2 separate regions of the Homo sapiens genome follow, and region 1 is linked to region 2. A link is a loop called in an ENCODE intact Hi-C map of the cell type or tissue named here. Cell type or tissue: IMR-90. All regions are shown on one strand. Links, peaks and the distances in the headings refer to the core of each region. The heading gives the core; the rest is flanking DNA.

Evidence for each region. Peaks named below come from ENCODE experiments on the same cell type or tissue, not always from the same donor. Only the 100,000 strongest peaks of a DNase experiment are listed, where the experiment ranks them.
Region 1: it touches region 2 in a loop (8-fold over the local background); 2 of 110 quality-filtered maps call a loop at or near these places.

What each region holds. Positions count from the first base shown.
Region 1 is chr6:44,646,337-44,654,234 of GRCh38, forward strand. No RefSeq gene overlaps it. Among named protein-coding and RNA genes, the nearest start is that of MIR4642, 210 kb to the left of the region's middle. RefSeq lists enhancers at 5,070-5,571, 5,572-6,071. In IMR-90, for the core only: no CTCF peak of the experiment used is centred there; a DNase peak (open chromatin) is centred at 3,305.
Region 2 is chr6:44,577,209-44,585,106 of GRCh38, forward strand. No RefSeq gene overlaps it. Among named protein-coding and RNA genes, the nearest start is that of MIR4642, 150 kb to the left of the region's middle. In IMR-90, for the core only: no CTCF peak of the experiment used is centred there; a DNase peak (open chromatin) is centred at 3,913; H3K27me3 peaks cover 821 bases.

The DNA.
Region 1 (7,898 bases), core at 1,045-6,044, 69 kb after region 2:
CCACTGTGGTTTCTAGGAGCTGCTCTGTGGATAGTGTATGTGTATCCCAGCCTCTTCTCCATCTTTCTCACCCCTCCTCCTCTTCCTCTTTGATAGTCTGAGTTCCAGGTCCACATGTGGTTCATTTAGTTATTTTTCAAAAAATTTCCTGGCCAGAGGATTTCAGCTTCCAGGAAGGCTCTCCCGGCAGAGCGTGGGAGTCTGAAGCTGCCCCGGGGGGGCCTTCTTGTGGTCAGGCTGTCTGCTCTCTCCACTCCTGGACACTATTTGTCTTTGACTCACCTCTTCTTCCACTATGAGTTATTCTTGCCTTGACCAGCCAGACCATGTGGGGAGAAGTCTTGGAGAAGCCCACAGCTTCAAGTTAGCTGGAAGGACACCTCGAGAGGACCTTAGGTGTGACCTCGACCAAGATCCCCTCAATACCAGCCCTGTTCCTGCACCTGCCCAAACCCAAAGGTTGAGCTGGGTCTGAGCTTCCACACTGATTTGTAACCCATTTCACCTTCTGATAAATATAAAAATTCCACGACTCCTTCTTCTGCCACCCGAAGATAATCTGAACAACTCCAATGAAGAATTACAATTATTTATATACCTGGCCTCATTTTTTGCTTTTTTTTTTTTTTTTTTTTTTCAAAGACAGGCTCTCACTCTGTTGCCCAGGCTGGAGTGCAGTGGCATGATCTTGGCCTACTGCAACCTCTGCCTCCCAGGTTCAAGCAGTCCTCCCACCTTAGCCTCCTGAGTAGCTGGGACTCCAGGCTTATGCCACCACACCTGGCTAATTTTTGTGTTTTCTTGGGGTAGGCAAGGGGTTTCACCATGTTGCCCAGGCTCAAACTCCCGGGCTTAAGCTATCCGCCCGCCTCAGCCTCCCAAAGTGCTGGGATTATGGGCATGAGCCACTGCTCCTGGCCTACCTGGCCTCATTTAACCCTATAGACAGACTCTAGGCACATGACCCCCAGCCAAGAAGATTTTGTAGAGCTGTCCTTTCTGCCTCTTAATTTATAAAACTAATAGGGAGGGACCCTTTTATTTTCCAATAGGAAGTAATATTAGGATGTTTAATGAGTGTTACTGGAAGGGACAGGTGTTCTTCCCTCACCCCGTGCCCCCTCTTCCTAGAGAAATACACATAAGGAAGCCAGAGGAATGGAGGAGGCCCTGGGTCATGTGACAGGCAGAGAAGAGCCCAGAGCCTTATGATCCCAGAAGCTGTGCTGGGCACAGCCAGCTTGGCCAGGGAAAGGCCTGGCCCTCTCAAAAGAGGTCTTCTCACAGAATCCAAGGCCTATACACCTCCTTTCCCCACTCCTTCCTTCTCCACCCCTCCCCAGGGGGGCCAGAAGGAGCAGAGGGAGCCCAAGACTCCTCATGGGGGGTTAAGAAAATGAAGAGGCTGGACTGTGGGGGAAGGAACAAAGAGCTAAAGGCACCGTGAAGCCAAGGAGGGAGGGTGAGTGTCTTCCACACTCCTGTGGACTGTGTTCAGGACAGATGCTAAGACACAACTTCGAAGTGAAAACTGGTGCATTTGGTTTAAGACTCCCTGTATAAGAGTGACTGAGTAACCACAGCAGGGCTGATATATCCCTTGTAATGTCATAGCCTATGATTACATGTTTTTCACACCATGTTTTATTCCTCACCCCAAATACTGGTGGTTTCAACATGCCTGTTCCTCCCTCCCCACAAATCACACAAAAATCCAGCAACTCTGACAGTCTTTGTTCTATGATCCTTGAGAAAGTCCTACGTTTCCAATGTCAACTGCTCAACCACATCATGGCCTTGATTTCCCCAGAATTGTACAGATGAGAAGCACATCTAGATCCTTCTCCTGCATCCCTCACTCTTGAAGCTCTCCCTTCCACAACACTGGCAGTGGTCTTCCAAGGAACCCCAGCTCCGTGGCTCCCAGGCTCTGAGTGGGCTTGCTGCTGGAGAAGTTGCTAACCCTGTGTGTGATGGTGAATTTTATGTGTCAATTTTCCTGGGCCGTGGAGTGTCAGACATTTAGTCAAATACTATTCTGAGTGTGTCTGTGAGGGCATTTCTGCATGAGATTATGTTTTGAATCAGTAGACTGAGTAAAGCAGATGGCCTTGCCTAATGTCCGTGGGCCTCATCCAATCAGCTAAAGGCCTGAATAGAACAAAAAGGCCAAGTGAGAGGGAACTCCTCCTGCCTGACAGCTTTGAGCTGGGAAGTCAGTCTCTTTTGGCCCTTGGAACTCGAACTGAAACATCAACTCTTCTCCAGTGTCAAGCCTGCTGGCTTTTGGACTGGAACTTACACCATCAGCTCTCCTGAGTCTCCAGCATGCTCACTGTAGATCTTGGGACTTAGCCTCCATAATCATATGAGCAATTCCTTATAATCTCTCTCTGTCTCTCCCCTGCTCCTTTACACATGCACATGCACACACTGTTGCTTCTGTTACTTTGGAAACTCCTGACTGATATACCATGATTCTTACAACTTGAGTTTCACCCTGCCTTGTGCCTGGACCCCACTCATACACATTCCTCTTCTCTGCACCTTTACCACGAGTCACACAGCCTCTGTTCTTCCTGCTTCCCACTGGCCAAAGCCTTCTACAGAGGCCAACAGAAACCAAAAGACCCCCGCTCACACTCTGTCTCTGGGTTGGAGTCCCTGCTCCACAAATGAGCCTTCCACCCTCCCAGTCCAGGGCCTTCCCACTGATGAAAGTGAAAATCTGAAAGGAGATAAGTATTTGGACAACAAAATAAATAGCACAGTATTGGATTATAAGCCAAAGTCTAATATAAATATCCACGAGTCCGTACTGATATAAATACATGACAGAATAAACAAATAACTGTGGAGAAGAGACCCATCTTCTGCAGAGGAATTCCAAATCCTGTGTAGATACTTCCTCCACGAGGACAAGGAGCTCCCTCTTCCTTGAGTGGAGACTGCACATAGCCACTCGCTTCCAAAGAATAGAGTGTGGTGAGGGTAAGGGATGCAGGGAATTGCTTTACAGCAGAGAATTACAAGTCACCTGGCAAACACTACCTTGGCCAGGTGATCAAGTGACATCAGCAGTGATAAGTCCTGTTCATAGCATGTACTCCCTGGTATGGTACAAAGAGAAGGGTGCTTCACCTCTGTGGTTGTCACCTAAACCCATAACTCTAGTCTAATCAAGAGAATATGTCACACCCAAATTGAGGGGTGTATTGCAAAACACCTGGCCAGTACTCTTCAAGGTCGTGAAAAACAAAGAAAGACTGAGAAATGGTCAGCCAAGAAGAGCTCAGGGAGACATGATGACTAAATGTAACATGATATTCTGGATGGGATCCTGGAACAGAAAAAGGATATTAGTTAAAAAAAATTGTGTGAAATCCAAATGGAGTCTGGAGTTTAGTTAATAGTAATGGACCCATGTTTCTTAGTTTTGACAATTGTACCGGGGAAACGTAAAATGATAACACCAGGGGAAACTGAAACTGGGTGACAGGCATACAGGAACACTCTGCACATCGTTGCAGACTTTTGGTGAATCTAAAATTGTTCCAAAATAAAGAGTTCATTTTAAAAGATGAGGTAGGCTAAACTAGAATATTTCTTTCTTTTGTGTGCATGTGTTATTATGCAATTGACATATAAATACATTGTGCAGGATTCAGACAAACAGAAGTTTACAGAACAAAACCAGGAAGTCTCCATCTCTCCTCTACCCCTGCCTTCCATTTACCTCCTCAGAGCTAATAATGTTCATTATGGCTCAAACCGGGAAACTGCTTACTATGTGCCAGGTTTTGCTAGAAATGCTTTGCCAAAACCGAGTGACTGAACTTAATCTTCATAACAACCTATTGGGATAGACACTGCTAGACTCATTTTACAGATGGAGAAACTGAGGCACATGGAGATTATGGAAACTGGCCAGGGAAGGTAGTAGGTGGCAGAGCTGGGATAAAAAGCCCAGGACAGGCCAGGCACAGTAATCCTAGCACTTTGGGAGGTCGAGGCAGGTGGATCACTTGAGGTCAGGAGTTTGAGACCAGCCTGGCCAACATGGTGAAACCCTGTCTCTACTGAATATACAGAAATTAGCCGGGCATGGTGGCGGGCACCTATAATCCCAGCTACTCGGGAAGCTGAGGCAGGAGATGTGATTGAACCTGGGCGGTGAAGGTTGCAGTGAGCCAAGATTGCACCATTGCACTCCAGTCTAGGCAACAGGGCAAGCAAGACTCGGTGTCAAAAAAAAAAAAAAAAAAAAAGGCCCAGGTGAGTGAGTGCCAGTATTCATGCTTTAACCACCAAGAGAGGAGGCACCACTTCCGCTTTTGGGCACAATCCTTGCGCGCACACACACACACACACACACACACATCCGTTTTATTGGGACTAACATCCATGTTGTTGTGCAACTTACTTTTCATTCTTAACACATCTCAATGCACCTTTCATGTCAGTATCTAGGGCCTACCACCATTGTTCTTAATTGTTCTATGCCAGTGCCTCTCAGCCAGGGGTGCTTTTGACCCCAGGGAACAGCTGACAAAGTCTGCAGACATTTTTGTTTGTCACAGATGGGACAGGGGATGCTACTGGCATCTGGTAGGTGGAGGTCAGGGATGCTGTTGAACATCCTACAATGCACAGGGCAGCCCCTAACAAAGAATGATCTGATTCAAAATGTCAATGGTGCAGCATGGTATCCTGTGGCAAAACTAGAAGATTCCTAAGCACCTTCTAGTTCTCACATGCCACAAGGATGTGTCACGCAGGGCCTTTCCCTCTCCCTCCCAGCTCTCTATGCTCAGTCCGTTTTCATCCCTTCCTGCCATGCACTCACCTCCTCAGCTCTCCTCCCAGCACACTCTTGTGTCTGGAAGCCACACTTTGCGGCATCTCCTGTTATCGCTCTTTTTTCACCTTGCAGATGCCATATTGTTCCTCGATGAATTGTCCCTGGAGAGCAATAATGGTATCCACTTCTGTAACATCCTCAGGGCCCAGCATGCTGTGCTCGGTGGGCAAATCGGAAATTACATCACTCCCATTCAGAAAGAAGTCTAACCATTCAAGATGATATTTGTACCCCAGGGCCTCTTAGCCCTGGCTGCACAGTAGAATCACCTGGGGAACTCTAAGTAAACACAGATGTCCCAGCCCCTTCCCAGACACCCATTGAATCACAACCTCTTGGGTAAATTCTGCACATCAACATCTTTTAAAACTTCCCTCGCTGATTCCAACGCCCAGTCAGGGAAGAGAACCACCACGCTAGTCAGTTACTGCTGCAGAGTTATCACAAACATCTGAACCGAATTCTCACAGTTCTTGAGATAGAGCCTGGTGATAAATTCCTGTCAAAGGAAGGGTCACGTCTAATTTCTGTTCTCTAATCCAGGGCTTCGCTCACTCTAACGGGCACATGAATCACCTGGGATCGTGATAAAATGCAGATTTGGGTTCAGAACGTCTGAAGTGGGGCCGGAGGTGCCGCATTTCTAACAAGCGTCCTGGGCTGCTGCTGCTGCCGCTGGTCCCGGGACCGCATTGTGAGCAGCAAGGCTTGGAATGTTGCTTCAGGGTGTAGGGGCCTTCAGGCTCTTTCCCAAACTTAGGCTCCGAAATGTTTGCTTGTTACTTAGCCAGGCAGGCACCCGGGTCATCCTCTTGGGAAACAGCTTCAGTGCAGGTGAGCTGAAACAAAAGCTCTGAAGAGAAATGGTAAATGTTTACTGGGAGTTAGGAAAAAACAAACAAACAAACAAAACAAAGAAAGAAGCAGAGGAATGCGACAACTCCTAAAACTTAGAAATAAAAAGATAAAACCCCAGAACTTCAGGGCGCCTTCCAGTTTTAACAGTCTTGGTTTGATGTCCATTAGAATGTCAGCTAAGATCCATCAAGGCTGCAATTTCCTCCCACAGACTTGGGACCTCATTTTTGCTGCTTGAGCCGCACTCTGTTCTCCATCAGTGGGATTTACGCATATGGAACCGAGTGTGGAATTGGGCCCATTACATTTAACTTCCTATATCTGACATATTTAATACCTACTTTTCAAATAAATGAAATCCCTGTTTAGTGCCGGCCTGGAAAGGTGCAGTTGGTTAAGGAATTTTTCATGGGCCTGCGCAAGGCGACTCTGTCAAACCCGGCAGCCTCTTGAAGAGGGTGCAGTGACCGGGGTCTCTCAGAAATGGGGGGACAAGGTTATAGAATAATGGAACAGCTGTTACAATAAATGGGCAAATGCATTTTTTTAAAAAAGTCTTAAGAGCTGCTTTGTGTGCAGAATTATAATCACACATAAAAATGTGTGTGTCTCAGAATTGGGGAAGGAGAAGCTCTCAGAAGGCATCAGTTCTAAGAATCTGCTTTCATTATGTGCCATTCCAGAGGGATGAATGGACCTTGACTCTGTGAAGTATAATAGCAAAGTCACAACTTGGCCTAGCTTTCACTTAGCCTCCACATCCTCTCAAACAACAGCAAAGGGGGCTGGGGCTTGGAAGGGGGCAGCCAAGGCTAGGGGGTGATACCTACTCTCACTCCACCCTTACCAACCAGCTACCTGGTGGGACATGTCGAGGTGAACATGCCACAGGGCATCTGAACTGGGCCAGAGCTGGAACTCCAGAAGCTGGAGCTTCTGGGGTGAAGCTTGGGGCAACCCCACACCCTGTCTTCTACCCTAAGGATCCATTTGCAAGAGTTTCTATGCACAGCGTCCTTGGTTTGGGGCTAATGGAGAAGTGGTACGTGTGTGAGTCAAGGGGTACCTAAAGAAGAGAGAAACATAAAGATAATGCAGAGGATAGTGTGTGTTCCCTAGTCTCAATGGAGAAATAGAGAGAAGTTCTTTTCACGAGCTGCCCTCTGAGCTTCCAGGGTCCAAATACTGCTGCTTTGCAACCCAGTGACAGGATGGCAGCGGGGGCCAGCTACTTTCCCTTCTTGCTGACAAAACCCAGGCTCTCTGTCTTGTCACTGTCCTCAGTTTTAGAGTATGTGTCACTGGGTGTTGGTGTCACTGGACTTTGGGTCCTGGAACTGGCTGAGTGGAGATGAGGTGGGGGTGCCATTAAGTGTGCAGGTGGGGTGGGGACTGTGTGTGTAAAATTCTTTTCTCTATTCTATAGGATTCCCCTTTGGCTACTCATCTCAGTCCTGCACCCTCCAGAGCTTCAAGGAGCAGAATACTTAGAAAAGCAAAAAAGGGAATCTGGGAAACAAACAACAACAACAAAAAACCCACACAGTTGTTATGATGGGGTTTTTTTTTTGTAAATGTCTTCAAAATCTCAGTTCAGGTTCAGGGCTCAGCTCACCTGCCATCCAGGCTGGTTCTCTCAGTTCACTCAAGCCTATGTCATGCTGTGGCCACCTGGATGTGAGTATTCAACCAGGACTGGTCCCATCCCTGTTCCTTCTGCTACCGGGGCCATCTGAGCTGCTCCTCACCCGGAGACAGAATGGATGCAGTGCCTCTCTGCACCCCCAGCCCCACCCCCAGCTCAGCCCGACACAATAACAAACAGCCCTGTGAAAAGCACTTACATTTATGAACTGTTTATAAATTTACCGACATTGATTTATGACTCTTGGCTAGACCTGATGTGAGTCTCTTTAGGGGTATTTCTTCCTTTCTTTCTTTCTCTCTTTGAATTTTTTTTTTAAGTGTTAATGTTACGGTTCACATTCTTAATATAGCCACACGCCAGGAACTATCCGGAAGACAGCTGGGAGCCCGACCAATGACCCATGGGCAGGAACCTAGACTTGATTTATGCCGGGGCTGTGGCTGGTGGAGAAAGCTGTTTCTGGTTGGTTCGGGGACAGGCTGTTCTTTCAGAAGAAGACCCCTAAGAGAATGCCTCAGCTCTGAGGGGCAG
Region 2 (7,898 bases), core at 897-5,896:
TTGTGATGCTCACTTCACATCACAACACTGGAAAGTATGGGAGTGAAAAGGAGTGAGGACGGACCCAGAGAGGCCACCCTTAGGATACCCAGACCAGGTCACTGGAAGCAGACACGAATGCTTTGCTGGTCTAGGACACCATCCCGTTGAAGTCTCCTTGAGAAATGCTATGCAGTTTTCACTCATCTTTCCAGCTGTCAAGTTCTCTACCTGTTCATCTCTGTTCCTTATTTCCTAAAGGGCTGTCATCTACCCATTACATTTGTGGATCAACTACTCAAAGTGTATACCTACGCATATTTATACGTACACATACGTACAAACAATTGTTGGCTAGAATTGAATGGTGTTCCCATGAACTTCCCCAGTGAGGATGTCCTGGGACCCCTTCCCCATCAACTCCCACCTCTCCAACCATCCTCCCAGCTCAAGGTCACTGGAGAGTGGAAAGGAATTAATCCGATAGACATGAGTATTGAGATCCTTTGGAAAAGTCCTGAAGGATCTTTTCTTTTTACATCCCTTCATCTTTTCCCCCCACATTAAGGAAAAATGGCCTGGGTCCTGTACCTCACAGCACTTCAGCCATGGAGCTCTGGGAAGTAAAACTTGAGTTCTCCCAGAATCCCTCTGCTGTATTATAAGATTCAACACAGCAACCCCCTCAGAAGAATCACCCATTATTTATTCATTCAATAAATATTTATTGAGCACTTACTAAGTGCCAGTTTCAGTGCTGGCCGTGGAGATTTAACACTGTGCCAGTAGACAGGAAAGAGCCTGGAATGTTCTAGGAAATGAAAGAAGTCCAGTGTAAGAAGCAATATAAATGAGGGGGAGAGTGATATAGGACAAGACTGAAAAGGTAGCAGAGGTCAGACCACAGAGGGTCAAGGTGACCTGAGAGATCAGTTTCCCCACCCACTGTCCTGAGGGCACTGGGACACACAAGAGACCGGGTTGAGAGAGGCCATGGGGAGGTGGGGCATCCCATGGACATTTCTTGGATCTCTCAGACTAAATTCTTAAGACAGTTTTAAACACAATGAAAATTGGCTTCTTAATGAAGTGAATTATTGAATGCACATGTGAAATATCTGGAACAGAAGAAGGCATGTAGGGTTTGGATTCAGACTTGAATTTGAATCTGGGCTCTGCAAATTTCTGGGTGATTTGGGGCAGGCTACCTAACATTTTCGACTTGAGTTTCTCTCATCTGTATGGTAAAGGCAGCAGTGTATCTCTCATGGTTCCTTAGGAGATGATCCACAGGTTGTGTTTGCACCACCTATAGTTGCATGCAGTTGATACCCCGCCTCCCACACCAAGCTCCTATCTACCCTATGGACATGAACATATTATCGTTCTCAGTTGCAAGCCACAGCATCTACTCTGGCTAGTTTAAACAGAAAATGAATATATTGAGAGATATTGGCTAACTCCCAGACTTGGGAGGGCTGGAGAAACACATTTAGGACTGAGCATCGAGGAACACTCTGAGAACCATGCTGCAGAACTGACCAGATCTGGAAGCTGCTTCCCCCACAAATGACCTAGAACCACTCAGCCACAGATGAACTTACTACCCATGCTGTTAAGAATGGAAACCCTGAGCCACAGAAGTTTCTGGCACTTGGGGATTTTAGGCATGTATTCCAGGCAACATTCTGTTCACAAAATATCTGGGTAATAAAAGACTGGAAGCCCCCTGCTATTTCTGGCCACACCCACTTGAGGTACCCCTGTTGGCTCTTCCTAAGCTGGTCATCTGATTCTCCACAAGCTTAGTTTGGGGGCTGCACATTCTGTAACCAAGAATTTTGGTTATATGCCGGTGATTGATGTCAGTCTGTCTCAGAGCTCCTCGTAATTTTCTTACCTTTTCAATCTCTAGTAGGTTACGAAGATTAATTGTACCATATGCACTTTTCTTTTATAAAGCAGCTGCCCTCCTCTCTCTGTCTCAACCTGTCTCTCTCTCCCATCCCCAGGTCTTCTGCCTGTCACTCTTTATTTCAATCTCCAGTAGGTTATGAAGATTAATTGTACCATATGCACTTTTCTTTTTTAAAGCAGCTGCTCTTTTTTCTCTCTCTCTCTCCCTCCCTCCCTTCCTCCCTCTCTCCCTCCCTCCCCCACCAGGTCTTCTGTCTCTCACTCTTTATTTCTCTTTCTCCTTCTTCATTGCCTTAAAACCAAACCAAATCACACACTTACTTCTTGAGACATCTTTGCTGTCATGGGCCTAACCCTGATACATGCTACAACATAGGTAGCATGTATCATCTATGTAGCCCAGAGCAGGGCTGTGGCTTGTCTGAGGTCACACGGCCAGCTGAAGGTCCTTGTGACCTGCAGAGGTGGAATCAGAGGCTCTGGATTCTTGTTTCAGCCCAGCCACCAACAAGGTGGGAATGCTTGGCAGGGCACTTCCTGTACTAGTCAAGACTGCAAGCTGTAGATGACAGAAACCCAGCTGGAACTAGCCTTGGAAAAAGAGACTTTGATCACTCATGCAGTCTGGAAAGGTACAGGTGGGGTGGGGAGGTAGCAGTCAGGGACTTGAAGTCACCAGAAGTCTCTCTGTGGCTTTGTTCCACTTTTTCCTACCTTGGATGGGAATTTTCTACACAATGAGGCCATGGCTGTTGCCTGCTTTTGTTTCACATTTCCCAGAGTTAGCCCACTGAAAAGGAAACAGCTTCTCTCTTAGCTCCAGGTTAAACTGTCCAAGCAAGGTCTTTGGTCATGTGACTTACTCTTTGGAACAATCACAGGGCCAGCCAAGTGTGATTGGCTGAGTTTGACAAACCACCATGGCCAGGGACATGGGGTCATGCTGGTCTGAGAGGGAAAGGGGGACAGGGGCCCCAAAGAAGGTGGGTGGGAGCACAGATATGACCACAGGGGAGTCATTGACAGTCAGGTGGCCCCACGATTTGTGTGGGCTCCACTTTCTCTAGGTTTGCTCTACCCATGTCTCCTGTGCATTACTATGGGGGTGGGGAGGTCTAAAGTGGGACAAATAAGGTGCACTTAAAGAGAGGTCCCCACTGAGTTTCCTAGAAGAAAGAATGCCTTAACACCCATTGTCCCATGGATATGGGCTAATTCATTCTTGTCATCTGGAAGAGAACAGAATCCTGAGGAAATGAGACACAGGACTGGTCATTTTTACGGCGGGACAAGAAATCAGAGTGGTATCTTAGAAGTGTTGGGGGCACAGAACTGTGTCTTCTCCTGCCAGCAATACCAAAACCCAAGTCCACTCCCTGGTCCTTGAAGTTTTTCCTGTTTTGCTCACTAAACCATACGTTCTAGCTCGATAACAGGCTCTTTTAGGAAATAATAGCATTGCTCTCTAAACTGAAAGCATCGGACTCTGGCCTGAGAGTACTGTTGTTATTATGGTTATTATTATTTGAAGTGTGCTAATAAAAACACAGCTTCAGGACCCTAAAGTGATTTTATTGCACTACTGTAGACTAGTCATTGAGTACCTCTCAAATTTAAAGTGCTTTGTTTGATTGGCTTTTCAGATTAATTGGTTGGCTAACAAGAAATCTTTTTGTTTGTTTGCTTAAAATCTTAGGGATGAAAATCCTGATGGAACTTATTAGTCCCTATCCCTGTATCAGCAAGAAGAATGTAGCAAAGAGAAAATCTCTGGAGGCTGGAAGGCTTAGGCAGACAGCAGGTATGAAGCCATTGGCGCGCTCTGAAATTTATCTTTTGTCTATTTTTTTAGTATATCCTAGTCCAACAGTATCTGCCTTTGTCATATTCTCTACCATTTCTTGACATTTTTTGTCAAAGATAAACCTTTATTATTTTATCATTAGTCACTGGCCACAGGAATTCACTTTTTCAGTTATCTATGCTGCTTCTAAAATGCTACATCGATGGCTGCTCCAGCTTTGTTCTGGGTTCGTGCCTGCCTAGAAACCAGTGACTCTGGGTGTAAACAGCGAGGGGGTGAGACACTGCTGAATTCCAGATTTGCTGAAATCTGGCTGGGACACATTGGGGGCAAATGTCAGTCAACCTCACACACTCAAGGCAGTGCCTTGTGGGGTAACAGCTCCAGAAGGGAAGGAAGGTTGCGTTTAACTAATCCCAGTGTTTATTCCGGAAGCTGAGCTTTTAAAGAAAATGCAGATGATTTCCCTCTGAAAGCGTAGACATTGTATAACCTCAAGTTCTGGTTACCCAAGGATTTACTATATTGTAGAGACTGGAAGGGGTCGGGGTGGAGAGAATTTGGAGTAGGTTGTTATGAAACAAGAAGCATGGACAAAAGCCAGGTACAGCCATGCCTTAAAGATGCACTGATGAACTCAGACTGTCTTCAGAAAGCCTTCTCTGGCATGGACCCTCTCCTTGACACCCCACTTTTGATTGCATTAGGGGGATGTTGCATTTATCCAAATCTCGAACACTCACTGAAGAAAAAAAACAAACTTCCTTTAGAGACATCAAATAGAAAGGGACCCTCACATCCCATTCAAGGCCATATAGGGCCTAGTCACAGCACTTTCACAAATCGGGAGGACTTGTTGCCCATAGACCAGGCATTAAACAAAGCTGAGCTTTCATTTCTCCATCAGACAGAAGGAAGTCACCTCATGTAAGTGAGGTCAGGCTCCATATGTTTTGTGGCACACGGTATATTGTTTTAATCTGCCGTGCTGTTTGGGGAGGAGAGGACTACATTGTATGGTTATGTATAGCTGAAAGAGCCCAAAGGTACCATCCCACTGTCCAGACTTCTTCCTATGGCAGGGACCTGTTGAGTTCTTCCCATCCAGGCTACCCTCCTTTCTGCTTACCTGAATACCAAGCAGGTACCGTCTCTTCTGTGGAGCCTTCCTGGGCTCCTCAGGTCTTCAAGTATATTTTGTCTAATATTAAGTTTGCCTTCCCAGCCTCCTTTTGGTTAGTACTTGACTGATGAATCTTTTTTTCATCCTTTTTTACTTTCAACTTTTCTGTGTCCTTATGTTTTAGGCGTGTCTTTTATAAGCAGCATATAGTTGTTTTTTTTTAAAAAATTGCAATCTGACAATCCTTGTCTTTTAAGTGATAATTTTAGTCTTTTTATACTTATGATTACAGACATATTTGGACATACCTATTGTTTTACTTCATACTTTCTATTTGTCCCTGCTTTTTCTATTATTTTTTTTCTCCTTTCTTGCTCTCTCTTGTTGAATTGTTTGTTTTCTTATTCCATTCCTCCCATTTTCCTACTGATTTGGATGTTATTTTTTCATAGAAATTTTGTGAGGCATACTAGACCAACCCCAACTTAATCAATATCTGAACCCTCTTCGCAAATAATACAAGAACCTTGTAAGATATTAACTCTTTGTGCACACTTTCCAGACATACATGCTTTTATATTCAGTATTTATTTATGTATTTTTAAAATCCTACAAATTAGATATTGTTATAAATTTTATATAGAAATTGTTTGTTTGGATTCGTATACAGGTTTATTCATCTCTTTGTTTACCAATCCTCTTGCATCTTAGAGCTCCTTTCTGGGATCATTTTACTTCTTCCTAAAGTATATTATTTAGAAGGGTTTTTTTTTTCCTACTAATTGCTTATTGGGTTTACTCTTAACTTTTGCATATCAGGAAATGTCTTGATTTCACCATAGTTCTAAAAGATAATTTTTCCAGACATACAAATATAGGTAGACAATAATTTTCTCCAAGCATTTTGAAGATTGTTTTCATATTTGCTGCTGAGAATTTTGCTCTCTGGTTGCTATGCCTTTTTTTGGATTATCTGTCTTCTCTCTCTGGTTGCTTTAATATCTTCTCTTTATTGTTGGTGTTCTACAGTTCATTATCATATGTTCAGATTGTGTGCGTGTGTATGTGTATAATCCTACTTAATATAGCTTGTGCTTCTTGTATCTGTGGATTCAGATCTTTCATCAGTTCTAAAGAATGTGAGGCCATTGTCTCCTTGACAATTGCCTCTTCTCCATCTTATCTTTTCTTCCTTCTGGAATTCTTTTTAGAATTGTCAAGCCTCCCTGTTCTCTCTCCCATGTCTCATAACTGCCTCTGGTCCCCATGGGTCTTCCTCTGCTCCAGACTCATACAATTTCTAGTTTATACCACTAAAGTTGAATATAGACACGATTTCTTCTGTTATTTCATGTTCAATCTGGTCTCCCTAACTAAACTCGAAGCCCCTTGAGTATAGCACCCCTGTCTTATGTACCATTTGTATTCTCATGGCACTTGGCTCAATTCCTGATATGATGAGTAGTCAGTGAACACCTTATTGATAGAGGCCTATTATTTCATGTTCCCAAATTGTCCCCTAGCTTGAGACTTACACACATGATCTCTTGGGAGCCAGATGTGTGCTTTGGGCCAGGACATGCCCGTTGTCTCTCTATAAGCCCTGAGAGCTTATAGTGCTTTGTGCAACGTGCCTCAGCTGACTTCCTTGGATTGTACCTTTTACCCTCATGATCCTTTCAGCACAGAAGGCTTGCCTGCATTATTGAAACTCACCCATTGTCTTTTCTATCTGGACTTTTCAAGTCAGCCCTGTTTGGCTGCCACCTCCAGCCCAGAAATATAATTCCAAAGGCCAGCCTTGGAACTACGTGGGAATGAGTGCTGCCTCTGAACAGCAATTTAGAGTTTGAGCTCTGCCTCTGATGGTCCTATGGGCCTGGGTTCTGAGTCTTAGTTTCTGTATCTGTAAAATAGAAATGATAGAGTTGTGAAAAATAATAGAGATAATGAACATTAAAGTGCTTAACAAATGTGAGGTATGGTGGTTATTTGCAAAAACATTAAATGATGGCTATAGACACAGGAAACAGAAAATAGTAGATACATTCATCTTTGGAAAAGTAAGGTCAAAACTATATTATTCTGCTTATCTTTTAATGGTTTTTTTTTAAACTTCTGTCAATCTGACTTTTTAAAAATTATTATTATACTTTAAGTTCTAGGGTACATGTGCACAATGTGCAGGTTTGTTACATATGTATACATGTGCCATGTTGGTGTGCTGCACCCATCAACTTGTCATTTACATTAGGTATATCTCCTAATGCTATCCCTCCCTCGTCCCCCCACCCCACAACAGGCCCTGGTGTGTGATGTTCCCCTTCCTGTGTCCAACTGTTCTCATTGTTCAATCCCCACCTATGAGTGAGAACATGTGGTGTTTGGTTTTTTATCCTTGCAATAGTTTGCTGAGAATGATGGTTTCCAACTTCATCCATGTCCCTACAAAGGACATGAACTCATCCTTTTTTATGGCTGCATAGTATTCCGTGGTGTGTATGTGCCACATTTTCTTAATCCAGTCTATCATTGATGGACATTTGGGTTGGTTCCAAGTCTTTGCTATTGTGAATAATGCCACAATGAACATATGTGTGCATGTGTCTTTATGGCAGCATGATTTATAATCCTCTGGGTATATAGCCAGTAATGGGATGGCTGGGTCAAATGGTATTTCTAGTTCTAGATCCTTGAGGAATTGCCACATTGTCTTCCACAATGGTTGAACTAGTTTACAGTCCCACCAACAGTGTAAAAGTGTTCCTATTTCTCCACATCCTCTCCAGCACCTGTTGTTTCCTGACTTTTTAATGATCACCATTCTAACTGGTGTGAGATAGTATCTCATTGTGGTTTTGATTTGCATGTCTCTGATGGCCAGTGATGATGAGCATTTTTTCATGTGTTTCTTGGCTGCATAAATGTCTTCTTTTGAGAAGTGTCTGTTCATATCCTTCGCCCACTTTTTGATGGGGGTTTTTTTTTTCTTGTAAATTTGTTTGAGTTCTTTGTAGATTCTGGATATTAGCCCTTTGTCAGATGAGTAGATTGCAAAAATTTTCTCCCATTCTG